Linked DNA regions of Mus musculus: region 2 is linked to region 1. Evidence: chromatin loops called from intact Hi-C (ENCODE). Cell type or tissue: gastrocnemius. All regions are shown on one strand. Links, peaks and the distances in the headings refer to the core of each region. The heading gives the core; the rest is flanking DNA.

Evidence for each region. A loop is a pair of places that touch in the nucleus more often than their neighbours do. Peaks named below come from ENCODE experiments on the same cell type or tissue, not always from the same donor. Only the 100,000 strongest peaks of a DNase experiment are listed, where the experiment ranks them.
Region 2: a loop joins it to region 1, with 1.8 times the contacts of the local background. A loop is called at or near these places in 2 of 42 quality-filtered maps.

Annotation. Positions count from the first base shown.
Region 1 is chr2:27,580,875-27,583,784 of GRCm38, reverse strand. Gm52506 (a long non-coding RNA gene) reads right to left here. Exons shown (of 3, transcript XR_003953780.1): 2 at 2,334-2,393; 3 at 1-1,729. Among named protein-coding and RNA genes, the nearest start is that of Gm39776, 4.7 kb to the right of the region's middle. In gastrocnemius, for the core only: no CTCF peak of the experiment used is centred there; DNase peaks (open chromatin) are centred at 484 and 1,366.
Region 2 is chr2:27,655,919-27,658,828 of GRCm38, reverse strand. No RefSeq gene overlaps it. Among named protein-coding and RNA genes, the nearest start is that of Rxra, 20 kb to the left of the region's middle. In gastrocnemius, for the core only: no CTCF peak of the experiment used is centred there; no DNase peak of the experiment used is centred there.

The DNA of each region.
Region 1 (2,910 bases), core at 271-2,770:
TGAATTTCACGAGAAAGAAAGCTGGGGCAGGAGAGATGGCCCAGCAGTTAAGCGCACTGGCTGTTCTTAACCAAAAGACTCAGGTTCAATTTCTAGCACCCACATGGGAGCTCACAACTCTTTTTAACTCCAGTTCCAGAGAATCTGATGCCCTCACACAGACATATATGCAAGCAGAATAACAATGTACATAAATGCTGATTGGCTCTGCAGTTCCAATTCCAGTCTAAGCTCTGTGTCCCCCACCACCATCCTCCATGGGTTTAATCCTGGTGTTGGTTTATTTACAGTGTAGTAGAAATCACGGGGAGACATGGAGGAGGGCAGTGCATGCCTAACAGAGTCCTGCCTTCCAGCTAGAGTAGAAAGCCAACCCCTACAGGCTGCTTTCCCAAGCCAGAGAAAACTGGAAGTGGTCCAGGTTAGTTAGTAAGGACCCCATGTTGCACATTGGCAGCCAAACCTTTGGAAGGAGTCCCTACCCCAAGGACCCTACCCTGGGCTTTAGGACCAGTAGCCAATGCAGGCCTAGCAAAGGGCAAAGAGACAGAAGGACAGCTGGCATGAGGTCCCGTTCTGGCTTATGGCAGTATCTCAGCCAGTGATCACCTGATTATGATCTGTGCCCATTGCACAAGTAAGTAGTCCTGTGGCATTGTCCCAGGCAGAAGTTGTCCCTTTCCATGTACAGTTGAGAGTTTGTAAACATACACTCCAGATAAGCACACTCTCTGGGTCCACCCCTATCGCCTCTGATGCCAGCACCTCACCCCCTGAGCACTGTCTACCTAAACTCTGTTTCAGAGCTGTGGTCCTGAGTATGACCACAGCCACTTCCAATTCAGCGCCAAGAAGCTAAGGGACTACATTCCCCTCTTGCTGAGGATGTAGAGACATTTGCATTTTCGCTATTTTTGTTGAGATAGATCTTAATAAAAAGTTTCCCAGACCAGAGCCAGCATCATGGCTTCCACATCCCTTGCAGATGGGCCAAGTGTGACATGCGGACCAGCACAAAAACTTCTAAGGGGTGAGGATCAGAAATCCAGGATTGCCAACTCATTCTTTACCCTGGGCCATCTCATCCAGCTCCTGCCCTTGGCAGATGGGAGGGAAGGTCAGCACAGGGCTCAGCATCAGCCAATATCCCGGGACCACGGGCCTTTTATAAACCGAAATGATGAGTGACAGAGGTCTGGAGCCTTAAGAATCCCTGAGGGTAGCTATTACCCCCAGCCCCCCCAGCTAGCGTAGCTCCTCACCCACCCATCCCATGCAGAACAACTAGAGCCTAGCATCCTAGCCCTTCCAGCCAGCCAGAGTGATGGGCAATGGCTGGTGCTCCTGGCCAGCCAGCAGCTGAACTAAGTCTGAACTCTTACAGGGCAAGGGTGAAGCGCAGGGAGACATCCTGCCAGCCATTTCTCAGCCAATGGTCTCAGCTGGTGCCTCCCTTTTGTTCCCAAGGGAGAGGATGTGTGGACTCAGAAGGTGGCCGAGTAGGGGAACAGCCAGCTTGCTGCCACAGCATCTCCACTGCCCGCCGGCAAGGAGATCACTCAGGCCCTGATACGATCACCTCAGGACAGGCGGAAATTGGAGTGTCCCGGGTGCTTGATCGAGGCAGCTAGCGAGCTGAGGCCGCGGGGACATTAGAGGCTGGTGTAATGGCCTCATTCTGCTCCCCTTGCAGCTCCGTGACCTTGGGTAACTCTGAGACTGTGTGCTGCTGTAATGAAAAATCAGGAGTCAGGGAAATGGCCCTGGTGGAAGAGGGTAGGGCTGGCTGCTGAGGGTGCAGGGAGCCCTGCATCCCCCTCTCTATCAACACTGGCTGCAGACCATTTGCCCTACCACAAGCCTCTTGCAGCAGGGCCTGGCAACCCCCGAAGAGACACTCCCCTCTCCAAACTGTAATGAGAGGAGGTGGAAGACCTCATAGAGGGCATCAGAGGAAAGGAGACCTGGAGGAAAGAAGACTCACAGAAAGAACAAAAGGATACCCTGCCCAGAGCTGTGTTGAGCACACAGTGGGTGGCTGCATCCCTGGAGAACAGGCCAGCTTGGGGACCCCTTCATGGGCCTCAGTTTCCCATCCTTGGCCTCCCCCAGCAGGAACCAAGGACATCAATGGAACAAGTACTTTATGATGTTCCTCCTCAGAGTGGGCTGTTATTTGGCCCATTTGCAGAGGTCCAAGAAGGCCTCTTCCTGGCCCTGGCCAGCCCTTTCTTAAGGCTCTTTCTACAAGCAGCCTTGAATACCACCTCCCAACCTCCAAGTTTGCAAGCACCTTGTCAAGATTTTGCCCAGTCCTGTGTGATGGTGCATACCTGTGACGGTCACCTGCCAAGGTCTGGGGTAGCTAGGGGTGGGCTCAAATCCTGGGCTGTCTTGAGAAAAGAACAAGAAAGAAAAAAGGAAGGAAGGGAGGAAGGGAGGGAGGGAGGGAGGGAGGGAGGGAGGGAGGGAGGGAGGGAGGGAGGGAGGGAGGGAGGGAGACAAGTGATCCTATGCTCTTGCATATGTTCCACTCTAACCAAGCGAAGACTCTTCTGAAGTTTCCCTTTTCTTTTCTCTTCCCCTTATCACCTACTAACCAATCACATCAGACATGAGGTCAAGCTCCCACCATCCACCTGTCCCTCTCTGCCCCACCCCAAACTGCCAGGCACAATCAAATCATACCACCAGACAGGCATGGGGCAAGGCTTCCTCATGCCTCATGCCCCCCCCCCCCGAGTGTGACAGTATCAATGGTAAACCTTGGTAACATGAAACCTTGGGATGGGAGGATGAGCTTTGGGGACCCCTGTAGACCTACCTCCACACACTCCCTGGAGATCCCCCACCCCAGTAGAGATGTTCTCCTGAGTGACTGATCCTCCCTTCCTCCAAGAAATCACCTCT
Region 2 (2,910 bases), core at 223-2,722, 75 kb before region 1:
CCATGCTCCTGCCTTGATGATAATGGACTGAACCTCTGAACCTGTAAGCCAGCCCCAATTAAATGTTGTTCTTATGAGAGTTGCCTTGGTCATAGTGTCTGTTCACAGCAGTATAACGCTAAGACAATGTACATGTGTGAGAGTGTGTGTGTGTATGCACATGTGTGCAGTATGTGTGTATAGTATATAAAGAGACTTGTATTCAATAGCAGAAGTAAAACCAATATATTAAGTGGTGAGTGTGAGGCTTGTGAGATGGCTCAGTGGCTCTGAGCTTAAGAGGACATGCTGCCCTTGAGAAGACTGGAATTTGGTATCTGTCACCCATCTCAGGTAGCTCACAGCCATCTCAGGTAGCTCATGTTCTCACAGGCACATGAACCCACAATCATGCACACATGAATGTACATGCATACACATGCATATTTTAAACGTATAATAATCTTTTTTAAAGTGGGTAAGAGGAGGCTGGAGAAACAGACTGCTCTTCCTGAGAGGACCTGGTTTAACTCCCAGCATCCACATGGAACCTCACAGTGTTTGTGATTCCAGTTCCAGAGGCTCCAGCACTCTCCTTTTGCCTCCCTGGGCACTTCATGCATATGATGGACACACGGACATGCAGGCAAAGACTCATACACATAAAAAAAAAAATCTAAAAATCCTTTCTAAAGAAATGAGCAACATACTTAAATATACATCTCACAAAAGAATATGCACAAATAGTCCAAACTACAACAAAATTGCGCCACAAGGCCTGGCAGCTAAAATTTCCAAGACTTTTCCTACTGGTGGCAAAGATGTAGAGTAACAGAACTCTTTGGCCTTCACAATGGGAATATAAAACAGGACAAGTACATTGGGAGAGAAGATGCTATTCTTTTTAAAACTTAAATGTAAATAAAATACAGAAACATGGCCCAACCACTTACCCCTAGAGCATGTGCCCACCAAAAGACACATACAGGAATGCTTGGGCAGCCCCCTGCAGCACACATGGGCTCTCCTACTTGTATCATTCAAACAAGCAAGCAGAGAAACTCCAAGGTAGTCAGTGAGGTAGCAGACCCTGAAGATCCAACCCTGCTCCTGACACATATTAGCTGCATGACTTCACTCCAACAGCTCCATCTCCATGAGTGGCAGGTTTCCTGTGGGAGCGAGGGGGTCTCAGCAACTGCCAACAGTGCCGGTCCTTATGTACATCCCTGGCAAGTGCCTTGTGTGTGTCAATGGAGAGCATAACCTAGTGTGGGTATGCACTCATGTACCTGCCCTTAGTGTGATGTTCATTTTGGGGGTACCATTGGAATACATAGGGAATGTAAACAGGGCCAGTGATGAGCAGCCAGACAGAGGGACGGGATAACTCCAAGTCATACCTACAAGGGTAAAGATGTGTTTCAGACCTCAAACCTCAGAGGATATAGTGACTGCAGAAAAAGATGTCAGGTGGAGCATCTGAGGCAGACATAGCAGATACCCAGAGCTTAGGAGGTTGTAATAGGAGTCCCTTGGCAGTGAGGAGTATTGTGTCAAGGCCACTTAGGGACTGGGATTATCGATGAGTAGATAAAGTGCCTGCCTAGCCAGCATTTAACCTGAGTTCAGTTCCCAACACCACATAAACCTGGTGTGTTGTGGTGCCCTACACCTGGAATCCTAGCAGCCTGGAGGTGGATGTGGGAGGAACTGGAGGATGCCAAGAACATCTCTGCTATGTACCAGTTCAAGGCTGACCTCTATAAAGCCCTGTCTCGAAAACAAAGAAGAAAAGGAGAAGTACTTGGGATCCCAGGCCTGGTGTCTGCATGACCCTTGATGCCCCCGAGCCCTGGCTCCATAATATTCCCCATGGTATCTAAAGCCCTCAACACAAGTGGCCCCCATAGGCATACAAATGATGACCCTAACCTTGCTGAATACAGTAAGCAAAGAGCTTTCTCCTTGTCTTCACACCCACAGCTTAGTATTTTACTGCATTCTTCCTCTAAGCCCCCAAATAAAATGTAAGGCTCTATTGCACTGGGTGTGTCCAATCAGAGAAGACTTTGAGCTTTGCCCTGTTGAAAGGTGGTGTTCTCTGCAGGGGAGAAGCCTGTCCCAAGGAAACCATGTTCCTCTAAGGAAGGAGAGCTTTTCAGGAAGGTGTCCTTCATCCCTAACTAAAGCTTACTAGGTTTTTACACTGCAGCCCATGACATGGCAAGGGTACAGCCTTGGGAGTCCTGCAGACCTCAGGTTAAACCTCATCCCTAGCATTGTGACTTCGGTCCCTGAAGCTTAAAGACCCCAAGTTCTCACTTGTGTCAAGAGAGCAAGCCCCTTCCCCCAGGTCCTTCCCCCTTCTGAGGCTCTAAGAAAGAGCACAGGATGCCAAGGCAGTGCTGGCACCTTCCCCCTTGGCTGGTACAGGGAGCAGTGCTGCTTCTCCTACCCACTTAGGGCGGTCTTAGCAGCAAGCCAGAACCTCCAAGGGTTCCTCCTCCCCAAGGATCAGCAAGCAGAACTTGAATCAGCATCAGGACCCGAGAACTGTATGGGTGGTCCCTCTCATGGCAGTTTCATCCTTGTGATGTTCTGCCACTGTGGTGTCCCTGACGGTAACTCTTGGCTCACGCTGGCTTTTTCTGTGGGAATGTTTTATGGTTCTCTCACATGGAGGGATCTAAGTGTCAAAACAGTCTTTTTGTACAAAGGAGTCCCTGTGGCAAAGCAAGCGCAGGCGGTGCTTAGGCCTAAGTTGCTGAGCTGTAATGCTACCAGAAGATGCCATGCTAATCCAGGACATGGCTCAGAACCTGAAGCAGGCACACCTCCTCTGCTGCTATGTATCATGGGGCCCCTACATTTAGGGGCTCACAAAAACAATCTACTTTACACCAAGACTGTGTGGGTCAAGAGTCCACA